Linked DNA regions of Mus musculus: all the other regions are linked to region 1. Evidence: chromatin loops called from intact Hi-C (ENCODE). Cell type or tissue: heart. All regions are shown on one strand. Each heading gives the region's core, and the rest is flanking DNA. Links, peaks and the distances in the headings are about the cores only. Region 1 has its middle 8.4 kb from the start of Gm26207. Region 2 overlaps Kank1 (KN motif and ankyrin repeat domains 1). Region 3 overlaps Dock8 (dedicator of cytokinesis 8).

Region 1 (6,325 bases), core at 700-5,699:
CGTCTCTAGGAGGAGACAGACAGGCATCCCCCTTATCCTGTAATAGCCAACAGCAGCCTAACCTGTCTTGAAAGGTTTGGGGCCATGCCAGTATGCCTGACTGTTGCAGTGGGGGTCAAAAAAGAAGCTGGCATAGAAGATTTAATAACAAAGTTAAAGGAATTTGCCACTTACTAACAAAGTCAAAAGAATTCCCTTTGCTTAAGGCTCTTTTAACTGTCTGGCTTGCTCTGGTAAACACTATATGCTGGATGTCTTCAAAATGCGGAGATGTCTACTTCTTGCCTCACTGCAAAGGGGGAACACACACAGTATCGTTTGTCAAGCTTGAGAAATAGCCTTATAGACACAGGTAGAGGTAACAGAATAAGAATTCTGCTGCTATCAACTTCGGAAGTAGTAAAGATGATGTAGACAGTTGCTGCACGATCTGACCCCTTTGTGCTCATAGACAGAGGTTGAAGAACCTCATGGCCTTGGTCTGTTTCTGAAGACAGACAATGAGGTGGTCCTGGGCCAGCAGAGATAACTCCTATCTGCTTCAGGGAGCAAGTCAAGAGCAGGCAGCTCTGTAGGCACGTGGGGTCGTTGTCCTCAGTGTAGCTGGCATAAGTGATCATGAGGTTTTCTTGTCTGCATCCAAATGGACTTCTCATCCCCTGTGCCTGGTTATAAGGGGTCTCGTCTAGGAACATCCTTTTCTCAAAAATCAAAATGACTATCTACCTAAGAATGCCTGTAATAGATGCAAGTCTGTAGATCAATATACATACGTCGTTCAAGTGAAATGCATCCGTCTAGGGCTGACAGTACTCCTCCCAAGTGCTATAGCCTACTTAACAAAAATCCCAACACCAGGCATGAGAAGCCTTCCTTTGAGTTTGTTGGTCTGGGTTATCTAAGAGACTCCGAAAACATTATTTCTGGTGTCTTTGGTTGCCCTTCAGAGGGGAAGTACAGAAAGTCCCTACTGCTGAAGACACCAGGATACAGGACCCATAGGATTCACGCTAGATCTGATCTGCAAGCCTCCTTTCTAGGGACGAGCTTTTCATGGCCAGAAGCAACTTCCAAGCTTTCAAAGGAAGGAAGGAATCGGTAGTCCTAGCCGGCTCTGATGACTGTAAACAGTGTGGCACAAAAGCCCCCACAGTACAGTAGTGGCGCACTTGCCATTAACCAACAGCTCTCTAATTAGGTGTTAGGCCTGTTCAACAAGAAGGAAATCATGCCTCGTACTGGAAACCTAGCCAACTATTGGGGCGGAGGTTGGGGGGTAGTGGGGAGTGGGGGAGCTGTGCTACTGAAATCATGGATTTTGGAGGAGAACCTAAACCATCACTCTATTAAACCAGCACAGCCTGTAACTACATTTTAAATTTTCTCATTATACCCACAGGAAAGTGTAGTTCTTTACCCTTCATCAAGGAAACTTCTCCTTATGACTAAGACTATTACAGAAGACCACAACTATTGAAATGCAGAATGAAGAATGAAGCCCATTCCCAACTAATAGATCTACAACATGATACCTGTATCTGAGGTTCAGGGATCAATACAGAAGAGGGTACAGAAAGATTGCACAAACACCAGAAGTTCAAGAAGTTTGCTGTGAGATTATGTCTGCTGGAGATGTCAGAGGAGCTACGCACGTGATGTCTCACCAACATGGTGGCCTAAACGTGACCTGAACAGGGCTGCACCAAAAGAGATGCTAACGTGGAAGAGGGAAAGCCAGGGAGGCCCCAGCCCTAGACAAAGAGCTCCAGGCAACTAAAGAATGTTCTTCTTCCCCAGGGAAAACCACATCAATTCGTGTCCAATACCAAATGTTCAGCCCTGGAAACACATATAGACAAATAACATTATACAGATGAAACAGGCTGTGTTTGTATTTAAGAGCACACACACACACCATCAACAATAATGAAAGAAAAGAGGCTATGAATCGGAAAGAGCGTAGGGGGCATACATGATGAGAATGTTTGCTGGAGTTGAAAGAGAAAGGGAAATAACGCCATTATAAGCTCAAAAAAATTTTTTTTAATAATTTAAAAAATAAGAAACACCTCTCCCAGGGCTGGAGAGATGACTCAGTGGTTAAGAGCACTGACTGCTCTTCCGAAGGTCCTGAGTTCAATTCCCAGCGACCACATGGTGGCTCACAACCATCTGTAATGAGATCTGATGCCCTCTTCTGGGGTGTGTGAAGACAGCTACAGTGTATTTAAATATAAATAAATAAATCTTAAAAAAAGAAAAAAGAAAAAAAAAAACACCTCTCCCCACAAAAGAATCAAAACAGCAAGAAGCAGAGGCAGCCTCCTTTGATGGGCTAATAGGAGGGTGCCTGGAACAGAGCATAGTATGGAACCTATCCATCGAGGGGAGTCTGCATGAGGCTCAAGGTAAGTGTCAAGGTAGCAGGCCACATTTCTGAAAAATAATTTGATAAGAAATAAGGAAATAGAGAGGAGGGGACACAGATTTCATCCTTATTTGAGAAAAAGAAAGGCAACTATTGAATCAACAACTACCATAAAATAAGACACTGAATTAAAACAACCCCCAGGAGACATTAAGCCAAGAAAATGTTTACCCAGTTAAATCAACTAAGTAGACTTTGTTCAATAGATAAACCGAGTCAACACCATGGTCCCTCTACAAGGAGACTTGAAAAACTATGTGTCCTCAGGTTCCACTCAGTCTCCGAAAAAATCATACTTCCAAACCAGACCAATTTGTTCCTCGACGAGTCCTGACCCATTGGCTCCCCCTAGTGGCCAGTTATGAACACACTCACACTCTAGCCATTCTAAGGAGTTTTTCAAGCAGGATGTAGACTTTATAAAAGCAGTACACATTTGCAATCTTAGGTTGTACTGCACAGAGTAATAGCATCACTTCATAAAGATTTACCTGTGTATGGATTGTGGGTAACGAAGTAAAATCCAGTCGTCATGGTGAGCAGAATAGAAGTTTAAAATGGCCGGGCGTGGTGGCGCACGCCTTTGATCCCTCGGGAGGCGGAGGCAGACGGATTTCTGAGTTCGAGGCCAACCTGGTCTACAAAGTGAGTTCCAGGACAGCCAGGGATATACAGAGAAACCCTGTCTCGAAAAGAAGAAGAGGAAGAAGAAGAAGAAAGAAGAAGAAGAAAGAAGAAGAAGAAGAAGAAAGAAGAAGAAGAAGAAAGAAGAAGAAGAAGAAGAAGAAGAAGAAGAAGAAGAAGAAGAAGAAGAAGAAGAAGAAGAAGAAGAAGAAGAAGAAGAAGAAGAAGAAGAAGAAGAAGAAGAAGAAGAAGAAGAAGAAGAAGAAGAAAGGAATATTTGCGAAACCAGATAGAGAACACAGGTTTGTGGGTGGGGAGAAATGCCAAAGCAGGAGGAGGGCCAATCCCTGGCCACGGAGGGGACTAAGGAGACCACCAACCAGTCACACAGAAAAAGAAAAGAAAGACTGAGTTGCAGCGTCGACGGTGCCTGGGCCAAAAGCAGCTAGCGTTTGCAAGGACGGGCAGAAGTGCTGTGGGAACAGGACACAGGGCTGGGGAGTTTGCCCTGAGCTGTGTCAGGAAGGAAATGATGGGCATGAGGCTGGTGGAGGAACAGCTTCTGCTTCCCTCCCGGCAGGCCAGAGCTGGGTAGGATGGGGGTGGGAGGTGGGGTCACTGCCTTGTGGCTTCCTCTGGAAACTCATAGTTGCAGCCTTGTTCCTCTCTGTTTTCAGGACTTGCTTTTTCCTCCGTGGCTAAAGTCCTAGGGACTGAACCCAGACTGTCACTGCTGCGGGGCAAATGACCCACCAATGAGCTATATCCCTATCCCTGGTTGCTTTTTTTTTTGTTTTGTTTTTACAGTGGTAACATATACCTAATGCAAAGCTTGCCATTTTAACCATCCATAATGTTAATTCTGTGACATTATGCACATCCCAGTGTCCTGTCACCATTATCTCTATTTCCAGCACGTTGTCATCACCCTGCACACACACACATGATATGTGCCCTCATATGACTGCTCTGATACATTCTAGATTCTAATTAATTAGAGACATAATTAATCCTTGGCCTGCCTCCTTCTGTCCCCATGAGAAGCTACTGAGTGATCTTGCCTTGACACCATTTATTTCATATTCTGCTCATTTCGGTGATAGAAACGACAAAAGTTCCTAAATAATATTCAGATATACAATACTCTGCCTATGAACATGTTATACACACCAGCTCTCTTTCTCCTCACCGTAAACCTAGGAGGCAGCTGTGCACCATCATTGCCCCCTTTGTGTAAGATTCCAGGCAGCTCTGGTGCCCTGTGTCTTCCTTCACCCCAGGGCCAGGAAAAGACAGCAAGCTGAGCTATACCTGACTCATACAATCAACTCGGTCCTGTGACCACATGGGCTTAGGAAGTAGCCCACTCTGACTGTAAAGCCCAAATGACTACTGGACAGTGAAATCCTCTAGCCTCATGTGACTGCCCTGAAAGATTCTAGATCCTACTACTTAATTAGAGACATCAGGTCTGATTCTGGGGATGCCTTGGCTCTCACAGAACAACTACCCAAGGTTTCATTCACCTCTAGTCTACTGCAGTCACTATAAGCTAGAGCCAGGACAGCAATGTGCAAAGCCCAGAAGTCGGTCGGACATTAGTTTCAAGAAGTCTGCCCTAGTTATAGTTAGGTCATGAGACGTCTTGACTATGGAGGCAGAAACTTCTAGAATGAAAGCCAAAGAACCCGTAGCTGCTTTCTTTAAGCCTATTGTCCATCACCCCCACCGTAAGGAGTGAGAAACTGAGGGGGTGGGGAGCAGGGAGCTTGCTGTCTCCAGGAGAACAAACAGGACAGTTAATTTCCCAGCTCTGGGGACAAAGATATCATTAGAAAGTCCGTGTTCTCAGGGACTCTGTGTCCTTGCCGTGTGGCTGTCCAGTTCTCTAGGTCATAATTTTAGGGACCAAATCTAAGGACATCAGTTGATCAGGTAAACAGAGCGTATTTACCTGCCTCTGTACCTCGGGCTGCAGCTCTGATAAGTCCCTCAAGGTGCCCTTCCCAAGTTCCCAGCTTGCTTGCTGCTTCTGTCCCCAGGCAGGGCTCAAATGCCTGGGTAACTCACGTGCCTATTTGCTCTAAAATTTTCTCTTTAACGTTCCTTGCCTGCAAGGGTCACCCAAGGTCTTCTGCCTCAGAAGTATTGTGCTTCAGAAATCAGGGTTAGCTGGCAGTGATGTCACTCATCTGAAGTCCCTGCACATGGGAGGCAGGGGCAGGAAAATCACCAGAAGTTGAAAGATAGCCTGGTCTACATAGTGAGTTCCAGATCAGCCAGGCTACATAGAGAGAGCACACACACACACAAAAGAAAAAAGGAAAGACAGACAGACAGACAGGAAGGAAGGAAGGAAGGAAGGAAGGAAGGAAGGAAGAAAGAAAGAAAGAAAGAAAGAAAGAAAGAAAGAAAGAAAGAAAGAAAGAAAAAGGGAGGGTGGGAGGGAGAGACAGGCAGGCAGGCAGGCAGGCAGGCAGGCAGACAGACAGACAGACAGAGAGAGAGAGAGAGAGAGAGAGAGCGGTAATTGGCAGCAGACAGCTCCAGAACACTGTTTTTCCTTCCACAGACTGGCTGGCACCTACTGGTCCTGGCCCATTCTCTGGTACTCAGTGACGCCCCTCCCATGTTCAGTTGTGCACACAGCCCCGTGAGATCCTTACAATTCAGTCATGGCCCACCTGAGAAACAGACCAATAAAACACACAGACCCAAAGAAAGTGATGGGTGAGGGATTGACCTGTGAGGTCCTTAAAGCCAACAAACCCTACAATCGCCATCTTTATTTGGGTTAGAGATCCAGAAAAGCCAGTGGTGTGGTTCTAGTCCAAACCCAAAGCCTGTGGCCCAGGGAGCCACTGTCAGACCACGGGAGAGGATGGAGACCCTAGCGGAGGCAGGTGAGCTTGCCCTTCCAAGTCTTTGTTCTACTGGATGGCATTTGCCTTTTTCTCTCAGTTTCCTATAGAAACTCCCTCATAGACACACCTAGAGATATTTCATCAGCTAGAAGGGCATTCTTACCCCAGCGGATGCACTAAGCTAACTACCACATTGCTCTTGAACAGAGTTCTTCACAGTTGTGTATCCTGAGACCCTGAAGCCTGACGCTCTAACCTTGTGCAAGTTAGGACCAGAAGGAATCCATTCCCACAGGAAGGCAGCAGTCCTTGCAGGCTACTTATTGACCATGAAGAAACTTCTAGAAGGAAAGACAAAGAGCATCTGCAGCTGCTTTCTCTGAGGCTGTCACAGCTGGGACGTCACGGG
Region 2 (6,325 bases), core at 527-5,526, 100 kb before region 1:
CATTGACGTAATGTCACAGCTGGATGTTGAAGGGCAGCCTCCTGTGTGGGGTCCTTGCTCTGTGAGCTGTGGCTGGAATCAGCAGCCCCAGCTTACGGATCAGTAAAGAGCGGTATTTTGGGGGCCCTGGAGGGATGGCTGGCTCGCCCTGCAATACAGGGAGGGTGGGTTGAGACAGTTGGTCTGACTTCATGTCTGTGAACTGGCTGTCTTTGAGATTTGTCTTCATGGTCGATTGAGAGCCACAGGTAGAAATCAATTTTCATGGTCTTGCTGTCTATCTGGGGACCGCCACAAGCAAGAGGCTGGTATGTAGCGCTGCTGTTGACAGAGCTGATGTCTGTCTATAGGATCCCGAGGAAGGTAGCGATGGCGATCTCACAATTCATTGTCTTGTTGGATTGTTTCAAACTCTGTCCAGGGCTCACTTCCTCTACTCCTCAGGCCTGACTGACAATAGGTAAAAGTCACTCTGAGTGTCAGCTTGTCCTTGTCTCCATGTTCCAAGAGAAGGTGGCCAGACCTGGACATTGGGGTTTGGGTCTTCATTAAAGAGGTCATGCTATTAACCCCCAAAGTTCTGTTGGCTAGCACTGGCCTAGACCATAGCTTTCTACTAAGAACAGCAGACCAAGGAATTTCACTAAGTTGCAGACACCAACACCGTACCAAGCCCAGCTCTCTGGGCCAAGTTCTTCACTCACTCTGAGCCTTAGTTCCCAATTTCTAAAATTGCATGTCTGTCTGGACTCTGTTTCCCTCTAGACTCTGGATTCCATCCAGAGCATAGGTGGGAAGAGGCAGAGGCCTCAACTGCTAGTTACATTGGAATAAAAATCACAAGACCCTCTGTCAATCACACTTTCTGATGTGTCCTCACCAAACACTTGAATATCTAGATTTGGGTTCCCTGCATGGAAGCCAATTCCAGACAAGGTAGGTTTTCTGTCCCTTTTGGATACAGCATCCTCTCTTGTATAGGACGACATCAGAAGCTTGGAGGCTGATGCCCTGGCCTTCGAATGGCACTGTTCCCATTTTCCCAGGGTTTTTGATCATTCATCTTCCTAGGAATGTTTCCGTTCTAGTCAGCTCCAGGATCATGTGACCCTTCAGTGCTTGTATGCCTAAGCCTATAAAACACAATGTTCTGAAATAAAAAGCAGCTTCCATTGCGTAAGGAACACACCTGCTACCCTGAATACCTGCCTTCTCGACCCACCCACATCTCCCATCCCATCCTTTGCTGACAGGAACCCTTCAGCTATTTTATACTTCAGATGGTTCTGAAGAAAACAAACAGAACCAAGTGTAGGACTAAGAAGGTCATTTTTGAGACCTCTATAGTTTCTAATATCTCATTACTAGTGCTAAGGACTTAGGTGGTGGACCCCTCTCAGGTGTCAGTCATTACCTAAACACAGATTGTAGGCAGCTCAGTGGGTGTACACAAAGATATGGTGAAAAGCCAGCCTATGCCAGCCTGTGTGTTTTGAATCAGGGGTTTCAATGTTGTCGTCTTCTTCATGCCTGCTTCTGTAATCTTTTACTCTGTGCCTTTAGATAAGGCTTTATAGTAAAACAGAAACCTTTTCTATCAGCACTTGGTACTTGGGAACATGTGGGTACCTGTCGAGGAATGGACAAGTGTTGATTAAGACTGCATCTGTAGAGTGATAAGTGAAGACGGCCCTGGCCACTGAACAGGCTGCAGGAATTGAAGGCAGACATGCTAGGAAGCCATTCTGGAGTGAGTAGAAGCTAGGTCATTGCTTTGATGAGGACACTGGTCACAGGTCTGGCTTGTATGTCAGCAGACCTCCAATGGAGAGTGTATGAGTTGGAAGAGACGCCAGAGGTCAGGATTCCCATTGTCCGATGTGTGTGTTTGTACCATCAGGACCCCATTGGGAACACAGTATACACACAAGCATTTCCTGATGGCTTTCACTTGTACACATCAATTTTGATTAGGGAAAATTTCATGGTAGCTTAGAAGAACATATAAAATAAACCATGGAATCAGTGGAGGAAGATGCTGGGACCACAGGAAGAGGAAGTGAGAAGGCAGGACAGTGTGCATCGTGTGAGGAGTTGGGGGCATGCTGAAATGGACATCTGCTCTGCTTGCTGTTCAAGGGAAAGGAGGAAGTGGGACCTGATACTCAGTTAACAGGGCCCTTGAGGTTCAATGGGCACCAACTCAAGAAAACCACAGAAAGTTACCACACGAGAGGGCCATGCTACAGCAGGACACTCTGAGGACAGCTGGTGGCAGTCCCTGCTGGAGATGGACAGAGATGTCCAGTGCTTTATGGGAAAATGGAATTTGTGCACCCCACTGTGCTCATGTCTGAAGTTTGGCTAATTCTTGCACGGAGCAATCCACATTTCGACGGCTTTCTACTGTTCCCTCTCCTCAGTGTTCTGCATGTAATGCCTCAAAGGAGATTGAGATGGGGGAGGGGGGCTTAGCCTCTGGGAGTTGCTTTAGAGATATTCTTTGGGTCCTGGGTCTGTCTATTGCCTCTCCCACTGTTCACTAGGTGGCAGTATTAGCAGCCTTTTGAGGAATTCGATTGCATTGTGACTGATTTTTTTTTTTTTTTAAAGGCAGGAAAGCCACTTAAAACCTCATGCTTGAAAGAGTCCTCTTGCGCTTCCTCCTTCCTCCTTTGTTTCCTCCTGGGTGGGAAGAGTTGCTGCTGGGGCAGCTGCGGGCACCTCTGGATGGCACGGAGGTTTAGACATGGCTTTACAAGAAGCTACTCACTGTAGTGTGTTCCACCAGCTCAGGGCGAAGGCTACCATGTTCCCAGCCATGTCCCTTGCTGCTTTCTCTTTGAACTTTTAGACCAGGGCAGGAGTGATTGACAGTCAATTAGAATAATGCCAATGTTATTATAGTTAATCAATAAGATGTGAAAATTGCTTTATAGAAACGGATATTCAGGGCTGGAGAGATGGCTCCGTAGGTTTGATCGTTTTCTATCCTTGGGCTTGTGTGACTATTTCTCAGGCAGAAGTTGTTGCTAGAGGAAGAATATTTAAGAGGCTCTCAGTAAGCAGTTGGTTGATTTGGCTGTTAGTCTCTTTACTTCTCTGGCTGATCTGCATTGGGGCAGTTTTAATGCAAGCCTCTGAATACAGGTTAGGTCAGCACACTACATTAGGCCTATGACACCGGGAACATATTTTACCTACTCCCTTTGATGTCTAAAGACAGAAAACAGTGGCAGAGAAGACACCATCTGGCGCGTGACTGACTAAACACACACAAGGAAGGGAAGAGAAAATAGGGAACTCTGCCTCCGGGTCTAGGAAAAATTGGCCCACTGCTCTTCTTTGGATAGCAGTATGTAGCCAAGGCTAGACTTGAACCCCTAAGCTTCTGGCATCCACCTCCCAAGAGTTGGGATTATAGACAGGAGCCAATATGCCCAAGATTGGAAGGGGAGCCAGACTGCCGTGTGAGTGGATGCCTCAGACAAGCCTGGTCAGGCCGAACAGCCCACAGAGAGGCTCACATTGGAGGCCAGCAGGAGCTCCTTTGTAAGCCTGATTCCAGAGTTGCCTCCTCACCCAGCAACAGCACAGCACCACACCCTGACTGACGCTGAAAGAAATGTTGTTTAACGCAACCATATATTGGGCAATAAGGAGGACCTTCTCAGGTCTAAGTAAATTTAGAACTTGTTCGGATTAACAATACCTTTTCTCCCCTGCTTTGAGCCAGGGTCTCTCTCCTGCAGCTCAGATTGGCTCAGTCTCAGTATGTAGCCAAGGCTGGACCCCTCAAGGTCTCTTGCATCCACCTCCTGAGTGTTGGGATTATGGGCAGGAGCCAACATGACCGGCTGTGGGTTTTCACTCCTAGACTTTTCATTTTCATCTAATCCCCAGAGTGCTCTCATTGTCAGGTAACCCACAGGGACTCAGGGAAGCCTTTGGTAACGAGCCAGTGGTTTCTTTGGATGTAGTTAATGTTAAGTCATTTCTGGAGCAACTTGAATTAACCTTGGTGGATCCTGTGCTGGTTGTTAAAGTAGGCATTTAACTGTTAAGTTACTATCAGGCTGTGTAACTCAGATCTTTATGTTAGTTTACAAACCCTTTGTCACTTCTCATAGCTGGCATTTCATCTAAGTGTGATTTAGCTTCATGTTTTATAAAGGAATACTCTTTATTTATATTTTCTTAATACCAAATGTCACCATGGGAACTTTACGGTATATAAGCCATCTTTAAGGACTGTGCCCATTCCCTTATCAAGTTTATATTCTACAGGTAACACTTGATAAATGAAACCCAAAAGCTAAGAGAGGTGGGGAGGCATGGCCAGCATCTAGTGTTCTGGTTTTCATTTCCTTTATTTTCTCAAAAATGCCCGCTCTTATTACAGGAGTTTATCTGAGGGGTTTATTCCTATCCACCCATTTACTTAACCTACCTACCCATCCATCCATTCATCCATCCATCCATCCATCCATCCATCCATCCATCCATCTCTCCACCCCAGTTTATCAGTTCCCCATGTTGGAAACACCTAATATTAATCGATATAGTAATTATGCCACACGTACCGCAAGTTTAGTGCCTTTGAAAAGGCAGCAGCAGTGTCTGCCTTGTCCCTGCTGAGCCTCAGTTCTGCTGCTGGAGAGGCCCGGTCTGTTGCAGGGCATTTTTGATTTACGTCGATTTGCCTCTAGTTCTGGCAAGAAGCAAATGACCAAGGTGGGCTCCATGCTTGGCCTTCAGCCTTCCTCCTGGGATTGGCACGTGGCCCTCCTAACACTTCATAGTGAAGAGTTTACAGTATATAAGCCGTCTTTAAGGACTGTTCCCATTCCCTTATCAAGTTTATATTCTACAGGTAATACTTGATAAATGGAACCCAAAAGCTAAGAGAGGTGGGGAGGCATGGCCAGCATCTAGTGTCCTGGTTTTCATTTCCTTTATTTTCTCAAAAATGCCCGTTCTTATTCACAGGGGTTTATCTGAGAAATAATTATCTTATCTTTCTGTCCAAAGAAGTGGGGGACCTAAAGCTGAGCTCTGTTTGTTTTGGAAGCCAGCCTGGCAGGCAGAGCCAGCACCACCCTTAACAGCTACTCAGTGGCGATAAGAAGCCAGCCGTTCTTGTCTCATCTGGCTATGGGAGATGGGTGGTGGGGGGTGGCATGCAAAAATGGGCTGGTAGGAAAAACTACTCGCAGAGCTTCTGTTGTTCCCACCGTAAGTTAAGGCAGGAGGTGCAGCCGCCTTCGCCTTCACTCTGTTGGCGCAGACTCAGATCAGCCTTCCGGGTCTTGGCGGGTGCCCAGACTCGATTGGAAACATTCTTCAACTGTCCACTCTCCCGTTCATGTCTCTCCCGGGAGCAGGCTTTCCTTAGACATGCGGCTTTCATAAGGATGAAAACACACATTTATAGAACGGAGCATCTTATAGAAGGGGAGTGTGTGGGCAGAGTGGCGGATGAAATGAACTCTTGGCTGTTGTCAGTCAACACACTTAGGGAGGGAACCAGGCTGAATGCAGGCAGTTGTCAGAGAAGTAAGTGTGGCCCACCTACTCCTGATGGAGCCCACCCTGCACACATGAAGTACTTGCAGTACTGCCCACGGGATTCCACTTCCTTTGGACAAAGCACAACATCACTGAGAGTAGCTAGCATGCACGGTTTAGATGGCATCCCGGGTAAAGCTATATTCATTGAGAAAAGAAATGAACCGTGTTCTCTATTCCAGGTCTATTACCTCCCAGTCGAAATATTTATCAGGACAAAGTTATTTTTCAGTAAAGATTGCTTTTCATTTTGAGACAGTTGAAATGTTTACACCGAGAGCTGCCGTCAGTTCAGAATCTGTGACTCTTTTAGAATGAAGGGAGCCCCAGATGATCCTGGCAGCTTTCCAGCATTCAAAGGGATAAAAGCACATGACGATCCCAGTCATTTTACCTGCAGTTTGTGGATGCCTGGGCAGACTTCTCTGTCTGCTTTGCAGTCATTACTAAGGGTTCTAGATAAAGCATATTCCTAATATTTAAATGTTGAAACATTAGAATGTTGAGAATGTAATATAATTTTAAGACACATAAGACCGACTCATCCTTGGTTGGTATAGTAGTTACTTTTTTTATTGCTGTGACAAAACAAAATACCACAAAACAAAATACAGCCAGTGTTGTCTGAGCAACTTACAGAAGTTGGTTTGGGTATATGGTCCCTGAGAGATGGGCTCAATACAGAGGGCAGGGGGTGTGACATGAGGCAGGTGTGGCAGTCCAAGTTGGAAGCTGAGAGCTCCTGTCTTGAACCACA
Region 3 (5,000 bases), core at 1-5,000, 310 kb before region 1:
GCTATGCTACCGTACCTATAATTCTAGCTGAAGCAGGAGGATTGCAGTGAGTTCTGGGCCAGCTTGAGCTACACAGAGGGAACTTGAGAATGTCTGTAGTGAGATTATCTGGAACACTGGATCTGGCTAGAACACACCTGCCTCCATGGGCGTTTCTTTTGCCTGGCTAAGGTGGTCAGTGATCGAGACGTGCTATTACAAGCCTGAGAACGTCTACCTCAGTTTCTCTTCTCTTCTTGGCTCCTCAGCAAACTTCTCCCAGTTTGCCTTCGAGTCTGTGGTGGCCATTGCCAATAGCCTGCACAACAGCAAGGACCTGAGGAAGGACCAGCACGGGAGGAACTGCCTTCTGGCCTCCTACGTGCACTACGTGTTCCGGCTGCCGGAACTGCACAGGGATACATCCAAGTCAGGTAGTGCTTCCTGGAGCAGGGGTAGGGATGGGGATGGAGATGGAGATGGGGATAGGGGCAGGTATCAGCAGGGTACCACGTCAGACCACTGCCACTGGATTAAAGGCTCAGTTTTGGTTTTCAGAGTAAAACTTGTATACGTGCTGAAATTAAAAGTTTGTAGATGCTTTGCCCTCTCTTCCTTCCTCCCTCCCTCTTTTTTATGTTGTACTTACTATGTCTGCCTAGTTGGTAACTTCTCAGTGATTACCCCACTGCCAATTTGTGATCCACTTGAGGGTCTGCTTTAAAAGACGGCGAACTGTCAACTGTAAGATTCTAGAATAACAGCAAGGAAAACACAACCTATGCCACATCAGTGACACCATTGAAAGTTCTTAAACTTTTCATCACATAAAATAGTCTTCATTCCCCTGAACTATGTTAATAATAATCCATTTTGGTATTCTTCTTAGTTATTTACGTAGACCATAAACCACAATGCCTGGGTAGCCCGGTATATAAAAATATCATCAGTAGACTTTTTTTTTATTACGTATTTTCCTCAATTACATTTCCAATGCTAGCCCAAAAGTCCCCCATACCCCCCCGCACTCCCCTACCCACCCATTCCCACTTTTTGGCCCTGGCATTCCCCTGTACTGGGGCATATAAAGTTTGCGTGTCCAATGGGCCTCTCTTTCCAGTGATGGCCGACTAGGCCATCTTTTGATACATATGCAGCTAGAGACAAGAGCTCCAGGGTACTGGTTAGTCCATAATGTTGTTCCACCTATAGGGTTGCAGATCCCTTTAGCTCCTTGGGTACTTTCTCTAGATCCTCCATTGGGGGCCCTGTGATCCATCCAATAGCTGACTGTGAGCATCCACTTCTGTGTTTGCTAGGCCCCGGCCTAGTCTCACAAGAGACAGCTATATCAGGGTCCTTTCAGCAAATGCTTGCTAGTATATGCAATGGTGTCATCATTTGGAGGCTAATTATGGAATGGATCCCTGGATATGGCAGTCTCTAGATGGTCCATCCTATTGTCTCAGCTCCAAACTTTGTAACTCCATCAGTAGACTTTTAAAAATTCCACATCCAAATAAATTTGGCACCTTTTAAGTCTCTGCAGTCATAATTTACATAAATCTGTAGTTCCAATCCAATTTTTAAACCAGAGTTGGACTTCCTTTGAAATATTGCATCTGCCTGTCCTCAAAAGATGACTCTGGGTGACTCAATTCTGAACAACTTTCCTCCAAAACTTACAAGACTTGTGTCATTCAAATATTGAGCACACAAAAATATTTGTGTTTCTCGTTTTCCTTGAGAATTCAGAAACTCTGGCAATTGGTGACAGACTAGTACCAAGTGTATGCCTCCAGTCCCCCCACAGCCCTCCCCACTACCCTCCACCTCACACCCTGCCCCTCCGAGCTGCAGAATACTCAAGGCCCCATCTTAGGTTCACATTTCCCCACCATTCCTCCCTTAGTCAGTCTTTCTTGAGCTCCGTAACTGACTCTGTCCTGTCTGTTGACATGTCTCTGGCTGCTGGGGTACAGGTGGCCCCACCACCGTAGTCCCCGACCCCCGATACCACACATATGGACGCACATCTGCCGCTGCAGTGAGTTCAAAGCTGATGCAGGCCCGTGTGATGAGCAGCAGCAACCCAGACCTGACTGGGTCACACTGTGCAGCCGATGAGGAAGTTAAGAACATCATGTCTTCAAAGGTAGGGATGGGGGTGGGGAGGGGGCACATGTACTCTTGTTTTGCTTCTTAGCTGATGTCTACTGTATGCACTTCTAGGTACAGCTTGATATTTTGATATGTAAGTATTTTGTATGTTGATCAGGTCAGGGTACTTAGGATGTTTAGCACCACATACATCCATCTTTCCTTGGTGGTTAGAATGCTAACATACTCTTTTTATAGAGATTTTGAAGTATTTGAGAAAGAGTTTTGACCATTGATGTTTTGGTGTAGTACCGTATTAAAACACGGTGGGGCACTGTTCTCATATTTTTTTCCTGCTTTCTTAGCACACTAAAGGAACTGTTGGTACCTGAATCTTTTTGGCGTTGTTTTAACTTGGGGTTCTTTTAAGACGGGGTTTCTTTGTGTAAACCTGACTCTCCTGGAACTTGCTCTGTAGACCAGGTTTGGCCTTCAACTCAGAGATCCACCAGCTTCTGCCTCCTGTGTGCTGGGATTACAGTCATGTGCCACCACTGCCTGGTTCTTTTAGGTGTCTTGACATAGTGTCTCACTCTGTAACCCAGATTAGCCTAGAATTTAGTAGGTAACTCAGACCAACCTTGAACTCACGGATATTCTCCTGACTCAGCCTCCCGAGTGCTAAGTTTACAGTTGTGAGCCACCATGCCTAGCTAGGTACTCAGTTGCCCTCCATCGACTTTGCCAAATACTTTCATAAAACACTTATTTAACTTGCATGTAGAAGCATTTCTGCATGTATGCATGTATGTACACTATGAGCATACCGTGTGCCAGAAGATACCAGCAAAGGTGTCGGTTGTGAGCCATTGTGTGAGTGCTGAGAACCAAACCCGGGTCCTCTGCAAGAACGGCAAGTGCTTTTGAGCATCACTTCAGCTCTCTACCTCTGTCGGGTGCTTTGATGGTACTTTTCCAGAACGGAACTATTAGTGTGGGGTGGTTATTTTGTGTCTTGTCTGTTTGTTTAATTGTCCATATTCATTGTACATGCGATGGTTTTATAGTTTCAAGTAGACCGAGTACGTTTACCCTCACCCCTCAATGCCCTTCACTGGTCCCCTTCCCTTCTGCTTTCATTTTGTATGCATTTAATGGACTCAAGTGTCCCTATACAACGTGTGCACCACAAACCAGAGAACGCATGCAATATTTGTCTACGTCTGGCTTGCTTCACTTAACATGATGGTCTCCCAGTATGCCCATTTCCTAGCAAACAGCATAACCTTGCTCTCTGTGACTGAATAACACTCCGTTGTGTGTATAAAATATCTTCTCTACCTCTTTATTTGCTGATAGACACTTAAGATCTTTCCATAGCGTGACTACTGTGAATAGTGATGCAATAATATGGATGTGCACATGTCTCTCCAGTGTGTGACTGATAGCCTTTCAGGTACCTAGCCACATATGGTTGGCTGGGTCAGAGGGTAGTGCTATTTGCAGTGCCTGAGCACCCACCATACTGATTTCTATAAGGATTGGACAATTTACGTTCCCAACAAGGAGTCTGTCCACCTTCACTAGCACTTTATTACAACTATTCTCTTTTCCGTCTTTATTAATTATTTGAGAATTTTAGGCAGGCCCTTTCATGATATTCACACCAACTCTTCCAAGATCTATCTCTCTGCCCACACCAAACTTCATGCCCTTACTTTCTGGTGGTTGTTGTTGTTGTTGTTGTTTTCTTTAATAACCCACAGAGTCAAATTTGTGCAGCCTAGATAGATAGATAGATAGATAGATAGATAGATAGATAGATAGATAATATTATGTATTATATATTACATATATAATACACACACTCATGGCCCAGGGTCATCCACTGGAGTGTGGTTGACCTACCCGAGGCCACTCCCAGAAAGAAAACTAACTCTTGCCCCCAAAGCCAGCAGCTGTCCATAGCTCCTCATAGAGGAACTCATGAACCACACCCTTCCTATAACGATGGCTCTCCTCAGTGAGGGTGAGATATAATCAGTGGCTGTTTCATTAATGCTTTTATTTTCCTCTTTTTTTTTTCTGGTGGGGGAGGATCTGCTGTCCTTACTCTATATATGATATTCAGTTTTCCCAGCCCCACCTAAAGAGGTTGTGTTTATCCAGTATGTTTCAGGCTGGCCTTGAACTCCTGACCTACCTGCCTCCACTTCAAGAGTATCGGAGTTGCCTTTTCCTGCTGGCTAAAGATCCCACATATGTTTCACGTGTTTCTTGGCCAACTATTCTTCATCTTTTGAGAACCATCTGTTCTCTTTATTGCCTGAGTAGTTCCATTCTTCCATATTTAGTGCCCTTAGTATATTCTAGGTATTAACCCTCTGTCTGCCACAGGTTTCCCGTGGGCCGCCTCTCGTTGCCTCCTTTGCTGTGCAGAAGATTTTTCGTTTCACGCAATCCCATTCGCCAGTTCTTGGGGTTCTTTGCACAGAGCATTTGCTGCCATTTTGAAGTGTTTTCTCTGTCTTACACTAACCGTCTTGGAGTTTCTTACGTTGAACTCTTCCGCCCGTTTTTAGTTGACGCTCATACACTGTGAGCAATGAGAGATGAAGATCAATTTCCTTATTCCTTACTCTGTATGTGATGCCCAGGTTTCCCAGGCCGCTTACTGAAGAGGCTACTTGTATCCAACGTACATTTCTGGCATCTTTGTCCAGCTTCACGTGGCTGTAGCTTTGTGAGTTTAATTCTGGCTCTTGTATCCATTCTATTGGTAAGGCTTTCTACTGAGATTTTTGTTGTTGTCTGATTTATTGAGATCTTCATTCCCAAACTTCAGTTTATTATTTTTCATCATTTCTACATTGCTATTGAGTTCTCTTTCCTATCCCCTATTGACTTCCTTCTTTATACAA

What was found. Hi-C counts contacts between places; a loop is a spot of excess contacts. Peaks named below come from ENCODE experiments on the same cell type or tissue, not always from the same donor. Only the 100,000 strongest peaks of a DNase experiment are listed, where the experiment ranks them.
Region 2: it touches region 1 in a loop (5-fold over the local background); 29 of 42 quality-filtered maps call a loop at or near these places.
Region 3: a loop joins it to region 1, with 5 times the contacts of the local background. A loop is called at or near these places in 23 of 42 quality-filtered maps.

Annotation. Positions count from the first base shown.
Region 1 is chr19:25,442,459-25,448,783 of GRCm38, forward strand. No RefSeq gene overlaps it. Among named protein-coding and RNA genes, the nearest start is that of Gm26207, 8.4 kb to the right of the region's middle. In heart, for the core only: a CTCF peak has its summit at 2,788 (motif pointing left); a DNase peak (open chromatin) is centred at 2,803; H3K27ac peaks cover 904 bases.
Region 2 is chr19:25,338,675-25,344,999 of GRCm38, forward strand. All of the region lies in intron 3 of Kank1 (KN motif and ankyrin repeat domains 1), which reads left to right. Among named protein-coding and RNA genes, the nearest start is that of Gm52392, 59 kb to the right of the region's middle. In heart, for the core only: a CTCF peak has its summit at 2,547 (motif pointing right); a DNase peak (open chromatin) is centred at 5,267; H3K4me3 peaks cover 537 bases; H3K27ac peaks cover 2,563 bases.
Region 3 is chr19:25,130,103-25,135,102 of GRCm38, forward strand. It overlaps Dock8 (dedicator of cytokinesis 8), which reads left to right. Exons shown (of 48, transcript NM_028785.3): 21 at 249-413; 22 at 1,962-2,134. Among named protein-coding and RNA genes, the nearest start is that of Gm34186, 23 kb to the right of the region's middle. In heart, for the core only: a CTCF peak has its summit at 2,390; no DNase peak of the experiment used is centred there.